Linked DNA regions of Homo sapiens: region 1 is linked to region 2. A link is a contact called in ENCODE POLR2A ChIA-PET data. All regions are on one chromosome and are shown on one strand. Each heading gives the region's core, a stretch centred on a gene start or an enhancer-like site at or near the end of the contact. The rest is flanking DNA. Distances are from core to core; before and after follow the strand shown.

Region 1 (6,015 bases), core at 536-3,035, 56 kb after region 2:
ACACACAGACACACAAAGACACACACACATAGACACAAACACACACACAGAGACACACACATGCAGGAACATACAGAAACATACACAGACATACAGACATACACAGACACACACACGCACTACACGGACAGACACGCGGACACCAACACACAGACACAAACACACAGAGACACACACACGCAGACACCCACAGACACACAGACACAGACACACACGCAGACACACACAGACACACAGACACACGCAGACACAGACACGTATACACACAGACACACACACAGACACACAGACACACCCACAGACACACACACAGACACACACACATACATATATAGACACGCACACACACACAGATACGCACAGACACACACAGATACATAGACACGCACGCACACACAGATACACACAGACACATGCAGACACACAAACACGTAGACACACACACACAGACACACACAGACACACACACACACGACCTATTACAGGGACTTGGCCTTGTGAAACCTTGGGCACTGGCCACCCCGTCTAAGGGAACTGCTGCTTCTCCGGTGCGTGGAGCTGGCAGGGCGGGCGTGGGGAAAAGGGGATGACCATGAAGTGGGGTAGGAGGACAAACGGAACCTGACAGGCTGAGCTGGAACTCCCACCGGGAAGTGGCAGACCCCAAGTCAATCTGTCCCCTGCTCTAAGCCTCTACCTTCGAGGATGGGCACCCCGTGGAAGAAGCCGGCACTTTCATGAACTAAGCATATACCTGGCCTGGGAGTCAAGAAGGCCACAGGAGGCTCTGGCTGGGCTGGAAGAGCTATGCCCCAGCTGCCTGGACACCAAATCCATCTCCTGAGATCAGCAGCACCTGCGAGTCCCCTGTGTGTTGGGAGGCACTGGCCCCTCTCGCCTTCTGAGTGTAAAAGGAAGACATGACTGCTGCTCCCTCTGCCCCTCCCCTGGGGCCCCAGATAACCCAAGCCTGTGCAGGGAAGGGAGTTCTGGGTGCTGCAGTTCAGCTCAGCTAGGCTGACCGGACACACATCTGTCACACCACCCCAGAGCCTAACCCATGCCGGGTCCTGGAGCTACTCCCGGTGGTGGCCACACTTCCTGCCTCCAGGAAATCCATCATCTCCTGGGAAAGACAAGTCAAGAGACAAAAACACCATTGAATGTGCACGGTGAGGTGGGCAATAGCCATGCAGGCCTGACGGGGAGAATGTGTCCCGTACCAGGGGAAGACTGCAGTGGCCCCCAGGGATGGAGAGGGCCGAGGTCCCGGGGAGGGGGCAGCTGTGCCAGCTCCAGGGCCTTCACTTCTGGGCCTTGGGCTGATGATGCTCCCCTGGGGAGGGCAAAAGGGAGGACAGCGAGGAGCAGGCTTTGGGTGGGACCAGCTGGGAACAATACCTGTGTCTGCCTTGCCAAGCCTCACAATTCCTATCTAGAAAATGGGGTTGTTGGGAGAATTGAAGATAAAATATATACAAGTATTGCACTGGACCTGACTCTCCCCACCCCAAAGTTGACCATTCCCAAAATTGACAGTGTCGTTATCTAGGTCCTAAAAAATCCAAGGGAGAAATGAGATTTCCTGTGTCTTCCCAGAAGCTACGCCACTGCTCTTGAACTTGGGAATTGCCACGAAGTGCAGGGGGTGGGGTGGACACGGAGGTCTGTAGGGCCGAGGAAAAAAAACACGACACAACTGGGGCCTTCCAGGGTCTCCCCCGACCCCTGTTCATCCTGCCTGCAGCACCTCATTCCCAACGAGGGCCTGCAGCCAGCTCCTGCCATCTGCCATGAGTTATAGAAAACAGGCAGTGATTAATCAGCCAGTCAACGCCGCGTGCAGCTATCCTCTTTCATTTATCTGCCCCCTGACCCCCCCAGCACAGTCCACGCAGCAATAGGCAAGTGTATTAATCATACGCTTTAAAAATATTTAAAGGAGGAGCTGAGCCTGGAGCAGAGTCTCCTTTAATGGACTCATTTTCAGCTGAGGGTGAGTATGCTAATTAGGAGATAAAACAAACGGGCTGTTTGAAATGCAAATGAGCTGCTGGGAGCACTTCTGGTCCCTTCCTTCCCTGCCGCCTGTTTGGGAGGCTAAATCTTATTTCTCCCAGCCGCTTCCCGCCACCGATTTCTAACCAGAAAAGATAGTGGCTGATTCTAAAACTGAGAGGTACTAGGTCGTGTTTTCACCGCCCCCCCTCCCCGCCCCCCGCCTTTGCCCTGGATCAAGGAGCAGAGAGGACAAAAGTTGCCCCAACTCCAACTCCAGCATGAAAAAACCCCAGCCGGGAGGGGAGGCGTGGCTGCTCTCCCCCCATCTCCTGGCACCCACCCAGTCCTCCCCATCTCTTGCCAACCCTGCCCCCTCAGTTTCTCTCCTCTCCTTTTCCTCTGCCTCTGCCCAGCTTGGCGTTTCCCAGCTCGCCTCCCTGCCCACCTCCTTGCCCTCTCCATTCCGTCAGCTGCTAGCAGGAGCCTCGGGCACAAATCCAGAGCCTTCCTGGCTGCAGCCTTTCCTGGGGTCCCAGGCACCACTCCCACCTACCACCCAGTCTAAACCCCGCCTCCTGTCCCCGCTGCCCTGGGGCCCTCCCTGCCCCATCACAACCACACACCTGCTATTCCCTCCTCTGGGCTTGGGGAATCCTAGTGCCCCTGCTTGGAGCCTTCCCTCCCACCTCCCGTGGCTGGCTCCCCAGCCCTTCAGGACTCAGGGCGCATCACCTCCTCAGGGAAGCCCTCAGACCTCCTGGTGCCTTCGTGATTCCTGGATCTGGCACCTGTCTTGGGTGTGACAAAGCATGTATGTGTTTGTGGATTTGTCACCCCTCTTCCCAGGACCTAGGGCTCCTTGGCGCAGGAGCTGTTTTCTCCCCTGCCATGCGCCGTGCCTGCTGGCACATGGCTAGCATCTAGTGAGTGCACACTGAGTTGAGTTGATTGCTAGGAGGCCCATGAGCTCCCTGCATCCCCTGACAGGCACTGCACCAGCCTAGGGAGCCCTGGCAGCTCGGGATGACCACCTGCTCTAAGGCAGGTCTGGAGAGGCAGAGAGGAGCATTCAATCCAGGGGCCACCTCATTTAAGATACGCAGTGTTCCACCTGGAAAGACGGCTCCAAGTCCACCCCTGCCAGTGGGGCTTGTCCCAGTGCAGCGTCTGCTTATTCTAGGAGACGGGAAGAGTGACCTGCACTGTCAGGCAGGGTCAGACGCTGCCTCTTAACTTCGCCGGCTCAGACTCTTGGCTGGTTCAGGTGTGGAGCTTCCAGCCCCAGCCCTACCCAAGCAGTCCCCAGGCGTCTCTTCAAGATTCCCAGAACCCAGGTGATCACAGTCTGGCTTCCATCTGTCCTGGGCACAGCCGAGCAGGAGCCCAATCATAATATCGGGGCATTAAATATTTAAACATTGTCTTCAGGTAACCGCCCCCCGCCCCCCGCCCCCCGCAAGTCTGAACTCTCTCCCGACTCAGTCCAGTTCACTGGTATTCTCATTCTCCAACTCCTTATCAAACTGTGTCTCAGGTGGGATTGTCTGGGAAGCAGACGCTGAGACGGAGTGAGGGGTGCAATAGCGTAACGGGGAGCACCACCTGTAAGAGGAGAGGGAAGAAGCAAGGTGGGCGGGGCCGGCCATCCTGATGCATCCTCCCTGCACAACCTGCACCTGCCAGCAGAGGGCGCCGGAGCAAAGCGCGCCCGTCCCATCTCAGGAGGCCTGTGGCCGCGGAAGGGGCCGGGATGGGGATCATTGCCCTGCTCAGTCCTTGCTGGGGCCACCCCAGAATAGTGTGCCTTCAGCTCGGAAACAGGCAAAGCCAACAGCTGGACCCCAGTTCGCAGCTGGGCATCAGTACTTTCTTGAAGGGAAGTCTAAGCGGCCATCTCCTTGGGTCTTAGCTTGAGTTCCCCTGAGGAGAAAGCCTGACACAGGCAGCAGGGAAGAAAGCTAGGGGAGACCTTCCAGAGTCTGGGATGCATCTCAGAACCATCGGCCTGGGGATGAAGGAGGGAGTTTTGCCCAGCTGCTTCTGCCCCTGCCGCTCGAGGGTGGCCCCGTGGTGTGGCCCCACACTTCCAGATACACAGGCGTGGGTGCTGAGCAGTTTCACCATACCCCACATGGGCCAGGTGCAAGGTGCTGTCCACCCCAGCTGTGTGAGGTTGGCCAAAGCCACGTGGAACTGGTCATGCAGCAGACAGACATGGGAGACAGCAGGTTGAGGAGGAGTCGGGAACATTGAGAGTTTGTTTGGGGACCCCATTAAAGTTGAGGTCTTATATAAACATCCAATCGCAGAAGGATGCATAGTTACCAACCTGTAGCTCAGGGAGCTGCCGGGCTGGAAACATACACTTGGGAACCACCTGCTTATGGACAACATGAAAAGCCATGGCCTGGATGAGTTCACTTAGGGGCAGAAAAGAGAAGAGGTGTTTGGATGCAGCCCTGAGAACCCTCTTAAGATAGAGAGAAGGGAAGAACAAGTCAAGGAGGTCAAGGCGGTGCTGTGGGGATGGGAGGGAAACCAGGGGCATGGCAGATCATGGGATGGGCTAGAGTGCGGGGAAGGCCTCGGAAGGGAGCCTGGACGGTCTGTCCATCCCAACAGCAGGGAAGACGTGGCCCCTCCATGGACATATGTGCTCAGATTGCTCTTTCTCCAGTGTACTCGAAAGCAAGGCATCAGCCTGAGAGTTTGGAGAAAGAAGAGGCTGCCGTGCCTTTGTGGGGAGAGCGAAGATGAGGAAAAGTCTCCCAAAACACTACGGGGGCGTGTTGGGATCTTTTCCCTCAATCAGGCTGAGCATATGTTCTGGTGTCCCACCTGCTCAGGCACCCCCTGGCTCCCCAGGATGTACATGTGTCAGGGTGAGCAGCCAAGGCCTAGAGCACCGTCCAGGCTTGTGGTCAGGGCGGAGGTGGGGCATTATCATGAGGCTCAAGGGTAGCATTTTGTTCCAGAGTGAGCATCTAGGGTGACATTTAGATGTGACTGCACTTCGAAGTCACCGGGTAAACTTGGACAAGCCCCAACTCACCTCCAGATGTCCCTGTTTCCTGACCTGCAAGAGGCGTGTGTTGGGGTGGGTGAGTCTGTTTCCATCTTTACATGTCTAGGAGACTCTTCCTTAAGCTACAGGGACAGAATGCCCAGATACCACCCTAGTCTGATCATAAGCAATGCTGACTGCAGCCAGCTGCGGCTGCACAGGACCTATTCCTGTCATTTCAGACGCTTCCAGAAAAAACAGAATCTATTAGATTTTAGGGTGATTGTAGCTGCAAAGTTCCAATGTGTAGGGACTGACAAGACGCCACCACTGACAGTGGAGGCCGCAGCTTCCTGTGGCTCCTCATTGAATGTGTGTCCGGCTCCGAATGCAGCAGGTCCACAGGTCACAACTCACTGTCCTGGGGACGGCGGCCTGACTGGTCCTGCTTGGTGAGTGGTCTGTCTGATTAATTCTGGTAAAGAAAGAGACCGCTTCAGTTTGCACTTTGAATTTTCCCTCCTACTGGTTACAGCTCTGGTGGGACAATTAACCACGTGCTGTGTTTGCCGAAAGTCTCTGTGGCACGATGCCAGGCACATGCGGTAGGGGTTGGGTGCTCACTGGCTGCGTGGCTGAACAAGGGCAAGATGCCTGGGTGGTGACTCTGAGAAACTCCCTGTTTTGTCCCCCCCGCCTTTGCATTCTGGTTCCTGCAAGCCCATCCCTCCCCATAACTCTGATAAATGGCCAGGCCCCTTGAGCAGAAGGAGGGGCATTTTCAGTGCACTGCAGGGAGCTGTGTAGGGCCTTGTTCTGCCTGACACCTTTATTAATCGCTCAGCCAGGAAGATAAACAGATTGTTAATTAAATTTGCAGATGTTGCTAAATTGGGTGGTGTTCTGATCGTTCAGTCCCCGGAAGATAGAATGGTCCCACATCGGGCCTCCGAGAGATCAGGCTGGGCCGATGCTAGGCCACAGGTGCTTTAGTGCGTGGGTAATAGCAA
Region 2 (5,338 bases), core at 1,948-4,447:
TAGTTATTTTTAAAATAGTTTAAAATTGTTATTTTTATGTTACGTGAATTTTACCTCAATAGAAAAAGCCTGACTTTCAGTTCCCAGCTCACACCTGTGGAAGCAGATTCTCTAGCCTGGGAATCTGAGTGATTTGAAAGATCCCACGTGATTCCACTGGGCAGCCAGGTCTGGGCTGTGCTCCCTGCAGGGTCGCTGGGGCCCGGAGCACAGTGGGGAGAGCGGAGGTGGGTTTGGGAAGGCAGGGAGGGCCAGCATGTGGAAGTGGCTGGACTGTGTTCTTCAGCTGCCCTGGCTTCTCCTTCTCTCAGGGAACCAGATTCTCTTCCTCTCTGCTACTCCTCCAGTCCCTCAAAGTCTCCCATCACTCCTCAAGGGGCTGCTTCTCCCCACAAAGTGTGTGACGTACAGAAACCGACTTCTCTTGACTGCACACCAGCCGCGGGCCTGGGGCTGGGCTGGGTTGGGCTCTTGGCATGTGTTATTCTATTTAACCCTCCCCACAAACTTCAAAGAAAGTTATTACGATCTCCTCCTACAGCTGAGAAAACTGAGGCTCAGAAAGGATAAATATTTGCCCAAGGTCACCTGGTTAGAGAGTGAAGAAACCAGACCTGCCTTACGTCAAAACCCAAGCCCCACACCACAGCTCTCCTGCCAAGGCCTGGGTTCCTGTTTGTTACACTCGGCCAACTGGAGTTTGGAGACTGATCACCTAGGGGCTTCCAGCAGCCTTGTGAGTGCTCACACAGATCAACTGAGGCCCAGAAAAGTCCCTTGGCTTGCCCAAGTTCCCATGGTGAGCACAGCCTGATTGGCAAAGAAGTGCTGAGAGAATTGAGAGAACGGCAGGTCATTTATAACACACTCTCCCCTAAACAACACAGTCACTTTCAGGCCAGGAACACTGGCTCACGCCTGTAATCCCAGCACTTTGGGAAGCTGAGGCAGGTGAATCACTTGAGCCCGGGAGTTCAAGACCAGCCTGGGCAACATAGGGAGGCCTTGTCTCTACAAATAATTTAAAAAGTAGTCGGATGTAGTGGTGTGTGCCTAGGGTCCTAGCTACTCAGGAGGCTGAGGTGGGAGGATCGTTTGAACCTAGGAAGTTGAGGCTACAGTGAGCCAAGATCAAACCACTGCACTCCAGCCTGGGGAATTGAGCCTGTCTCAAAAAAAAAAAAAATCACTTTCAGTATGGAAAAATATTAACAGCCAGAAAAGAAACACCCCTAGTGAAAAACATATAATGTTCAATTATGATTATATATAATCATAGTATATAATATTTATATATTATTTGGTATGTTATATAATAATATACTAATATAATATATTAATATTAACTATATGTTTATATATAATATAATATTTATACATATGATCATTCAGGTAAAGACAATTTTTTAAAAAGTAAAAAGAAAGGAAAAGAAAACAAAAATTACAGTACCCAAAAGGAAAAAACTCAACTATTTATTCAATACTTTTTATAGCTACCCAACAGTTTGAACTTTAATCCTTTAGTTCCAGGTTGAGGTAATACTAACTTGTATAATGAATTGTCTCATAACTAATAAGTTAATTTTAACAAAACCAAAACATCTGCAAAGTGTACAATGTAGGCACGTACTAAATCACACAATGAGGTAGTGTTTTATTTTATTGACTTAATGAGTTTTAAAATAGCCAACTAACATAAAAATATACATTCGGATTTTAAAGACATTATTCAAATTCTGCCAAATAGTTCATGTATGAGCTAAAACCTGTGCTTACCAGACAAAAACATTACAGCCAGCAGTTTGCGCTGCTTCACTGTTCTCAGTTTTGAACACTAATTGACGCCTCAAGTTCTGCGTCAGTCTTTGCAGCCACCGTGTCTGAGCAGCGTATTGCAGCGGCAGCTGGAAACACAAATTGTGCCTGAAAGGAAGTCCAGTGATTCCAGGACATCTGAACATGGCTTGCAATGGGTGTAGCTGGGCCAGTGAGTGACAGAGGCCAATTGTATAACTTGGAGCCCTCAAATTGTCTTCTATGTAGAACCCAATGTTTATTAAAGGGTAATTAATAAAAGTGTGCTCATTTGAAGCTTACACATATGCATTATTAAAATTCAACCATAGCAATTATTTACAACTTAAACCAACAAAAGATTTTCTTCTCAGAGGAAAATCTTACTATTGACATAGTTTAGAATGGCTGATGCAGGTTATCAATAAAAGCAGACCAATTATTAGTCTGTTTTATTACTACTTTTATTTATTTATTTTTAAATTGAGACAGAGTCTCACTCTGTCGCCCAGGCTGGAGTGCAGTGGCATGATCTTGGTTCACTGCAACCTCCGCCTCCCGGGTTCAAGCGATCGAGCGATTCTCGTGCCTCAGAGCAATTCTCATGCCTCAGCTTCCTGAGTAGCTGGGATTACAGACACGCGCCACCACGCCTGGCTAATTTTTTTGTATTTTTAGTAGAGACGAGGTTTCACCATGTTGGCCAGGCTGGCCTCGAACTCCTAACCTCAGGTGATCCACCCGCCTTGGCCTCCCAAGGTGTTGGGATTACAGGGTGAGCCACCGCGCCCAGCCTTATTACTACTTTTAAATTTGCCATAGCTCCTGCACCTGCGTACTGCCTGCCCTGAGAGTGGACCCCTCTCGCCACCTGCCCGCGGTCCTGAGCTGGCCTCAAATGACCTTTCAGCGTCTTCTGCCCAGGGGGTAAGATGAAAGCAGGGGCCCTTCCTGGTCTTCTAGAAGCATCAGCTTTCTGAGACTCCTGCTCCCCAGCACAAACCATTCTCAGGACGCCTGGGCTGTCAGTTCAGCTCGTGGCCTCCTCCGCTATTTAAGACCCAGCTCACCTCCTACCTCCCCAAGATGCCTGACCACCTCCTCCGTCTCCACAACGGGGTGCGTAAGGCCCAGCCGCCTGTGTGCCTTCGAGTCCTGCTGGGCTCCTTGAGGGTCCTCACTGTCCAGCTCCGGGCCCATGACGGGCATCTTGGGAGGTGCTCGGCGTCTGGCTCTGTTCCCGCCATACCCAGCAGAACGCTGTGGTCCCTCAGGGCTGCTGAATGAGGGGGCGGAGGCAGCAGGAAGAACAGTCAGCCCTCAATGAGGGCCGCAACCAGGCGATAGGAGGCCACACGACAGCCAGACGCCCCATTGGCCTGGCGGCTGCAGTCCAGCCCTTCCGGGTGAGTGGGATTTGCTGCTCACGCCCGCAGCAGCCCCTGAGGCGGGGAGGCGCGGGAGGGACTGGAGCCTTCCGCCCGAGTGTTCCCCAGCCTCGTGGCTGGCCCTGCACGGGCATCGCCTCGCCTCAACCCCACAGCAGCCTTTCAGGCCGTCCTGTTTGGGTGGGTTCAGAGGCGCCTCGTCCTTCCAACCAGCCAGGCACTAAGGGGGCCTCGTAAGGAGGAGCGTAAGGCTCTCAGAACAAGCGGCCGCCCTCAAAGGGCCTGGAACTCCACAAAGGCAGTGCTTCAGAAGCCTAGCGGCCTCCTGCCAGCTCTTCTGCGGGGAATTCCCCTGCCCTGAGGCGCTCCAGCCTAGCCCAGTCTGCTTGCACCCTCTGCATATCCCCAGCACAGCTGTTCTGCCTCGAGGCCCCCAGCTAACCAGCAGCTTCTCCTACTGAGGGAATCTGACAGCAGCCCCTGCCCCCTCCACCCAGCCGTCTCCCTGGTTCACGCTCCTACTGTGCCCAGGCTGCTTGCTTCTAGGGGACTGGGGCCAGACTGGCACAGTAAAGGTCCCGTCTAATGCAGAGATCTCCTATTCTTCTTACGTCCTTCATTTTACAAATGAGGAGGCTGTGGAGAGGTCTAATGATGTGCACCAGGGCCTGCAGAAAGCGTTTCTGAGCACGGAGGCTGGGGAGTGAGACCCCTGGAAGGCAGTGGCCCCTTCCTGGCCCGTGCACTGGCCAACTGCTGGGATATACTGCCTGTGGCGAGACTTATTAAGCTATCTGAAGCCGTGAAGGGAAACCTGCTATGTGTAAATATCAACCATCTGGCAAAATACCTGGAGCGAGATTTTATTTCTGCTGGGCATTATTATGGGTATTGATTTGAGAATCTGAAAATTCAATAAAACAGATTAAACCTCCCAAGGAATGAGTATGTGGACCATCAACCCATGTCGCCCTGGGCGTGAAGTCTTCGTGGGTAGGAAGGAGTCGTCAGGCAGGCATCTGAGTGGGGCATGGGGAACTGGAGGCAGGCTGAGCCGAGCTCAGTGGGAAGCTCCTCCCCAAAGGGGCTGGCCTCCCAGCTCATCAGCCCAGGCCTGGTCTCTGGGGCCCCCAACACGCACTGAGGATATAGGGGTGACACAAACATGGTCCCTCCTTCTGCAGGACATCTGGCCTGGCTCCTCAGGAAGCCAGTAGCCTCAGAAAAAAGGGGGTGTTGTGTATTCTAGATACAAGAGATGAAAGAGACCCAGTGACCAAATGTCAACCTTGATTGAATCTTCGTTCAGAAGAAAAAAACAACTATCAAGGACAGTCCTGGGACAATCTGTGAAATTTGAATATGGCCTGAGTGTTAGAAGATATTAGAGAAACTATTAATTTTTTAGGTGTGACAATAGTTTTGTAGGAGAATGTCGTTATTATTAGGAGATGCACTCTGGCTGAAGTATTTAAGTGAAAAATGTCCTTATGTCTACCTCTTACTTTCAAAGGGTCAGTAAAAAAAAATCGATCTGTGTATATATGTTGTCAGAGCAAATAGGGCAAATTATGAACAATTGTTGAATCTAGATGGAAGGTTTGCAAGAGTCCATTGTACTATCAACTTTTTTTCTCTGTTTTTAATTTTTTTAATTTTATTTTTAGACAGGATCTCACTCTGTCATCCAAGCTGGAGTGCAGTGGCACCATCTTGGCTCACTGCAGCCTTGATCACCCTGGGCTCAAGTGATCTTCCACCTCCCTGGGCTCAAGACATCCTCCCACCTCAGCCTCCCAAGTAGCTGGGACTACAGGCACATGATACCACACCCGACTAATTTTTCTGTTTTTTTGCAGAGATGGGATTTCACCATGTTGCCCAGGCTAGGCTCAAACTCCTGGGCTCAAGCAATCCTCCAGCCTCAGCCTCCCGAAGTGCTGGGATGACAGGTGTGAGCCACTGCACCTGGCCTTTAATTTTTAATAATAAGAAGTTTGGGAAATAGAAAGATGGAATCCCTATCAAGAGACTCACAGTCTAGAGAGTTTAGTTAAACACACCTACACAAACCAGTAGGCTTTTCCCTAGGGACACTCTGGTGGAGAGGCCAGGAGCCCCTCCTATAGCAGCTCTCTCTGACTTCAGACACATGA

What was found. ChIA-PET counts read pairs that join two places held with the same protein, here RNA polymerase II (POLR2A).
Region 1: POLR2A ChIA-PET joins it to region 2 with 24 read pairs in H1. The contact joins two enhancer-like sites. POLR2A ChIA-PET finds 5 or more read pairs at or near these places in 7 of 52 experiments (Caco-2, H1, HEK293T and 2 more).

Annotation. Positions count from the first base shown.
Region 1 is chr2:121,073,456-121,079,470 of GRCh38, forward strand. No RefSeq gene overlaps it. Among named protein-coding and RNA genes, the nearest start is that of TFCP2L1, 210 kb to the right of the region's middle. RefSeq lists enhancers at 954-1,804, 1,387-2,286, 1,805-2,656 and a silencer at 1,698-1,992. Within about 2 kb of position 1,786, at least 3 of the 41 ENCODE cell types and tissues checked have a DNase peak (open chromatin) inside an H3K27ac peak, as active enhancers do.
Region 2 is chr2:121,015,719-121,021,056 of GRCh38, forward strand. No RefSeq gene overlaps it. Among named protein-coding and RNA genes, the nearest start is that of TFCP2L1, 270 kb to the right of the region's middle. RefSeq lists enhancers at 2,871-3,490, 3,491-4,110. Within about 2 kb of position 3,198, at least 3 of the 41 ENCODE cell types and tissues checked have a DNase peak (open chromatin) inside an H3K27ac peak, as active enhancers do.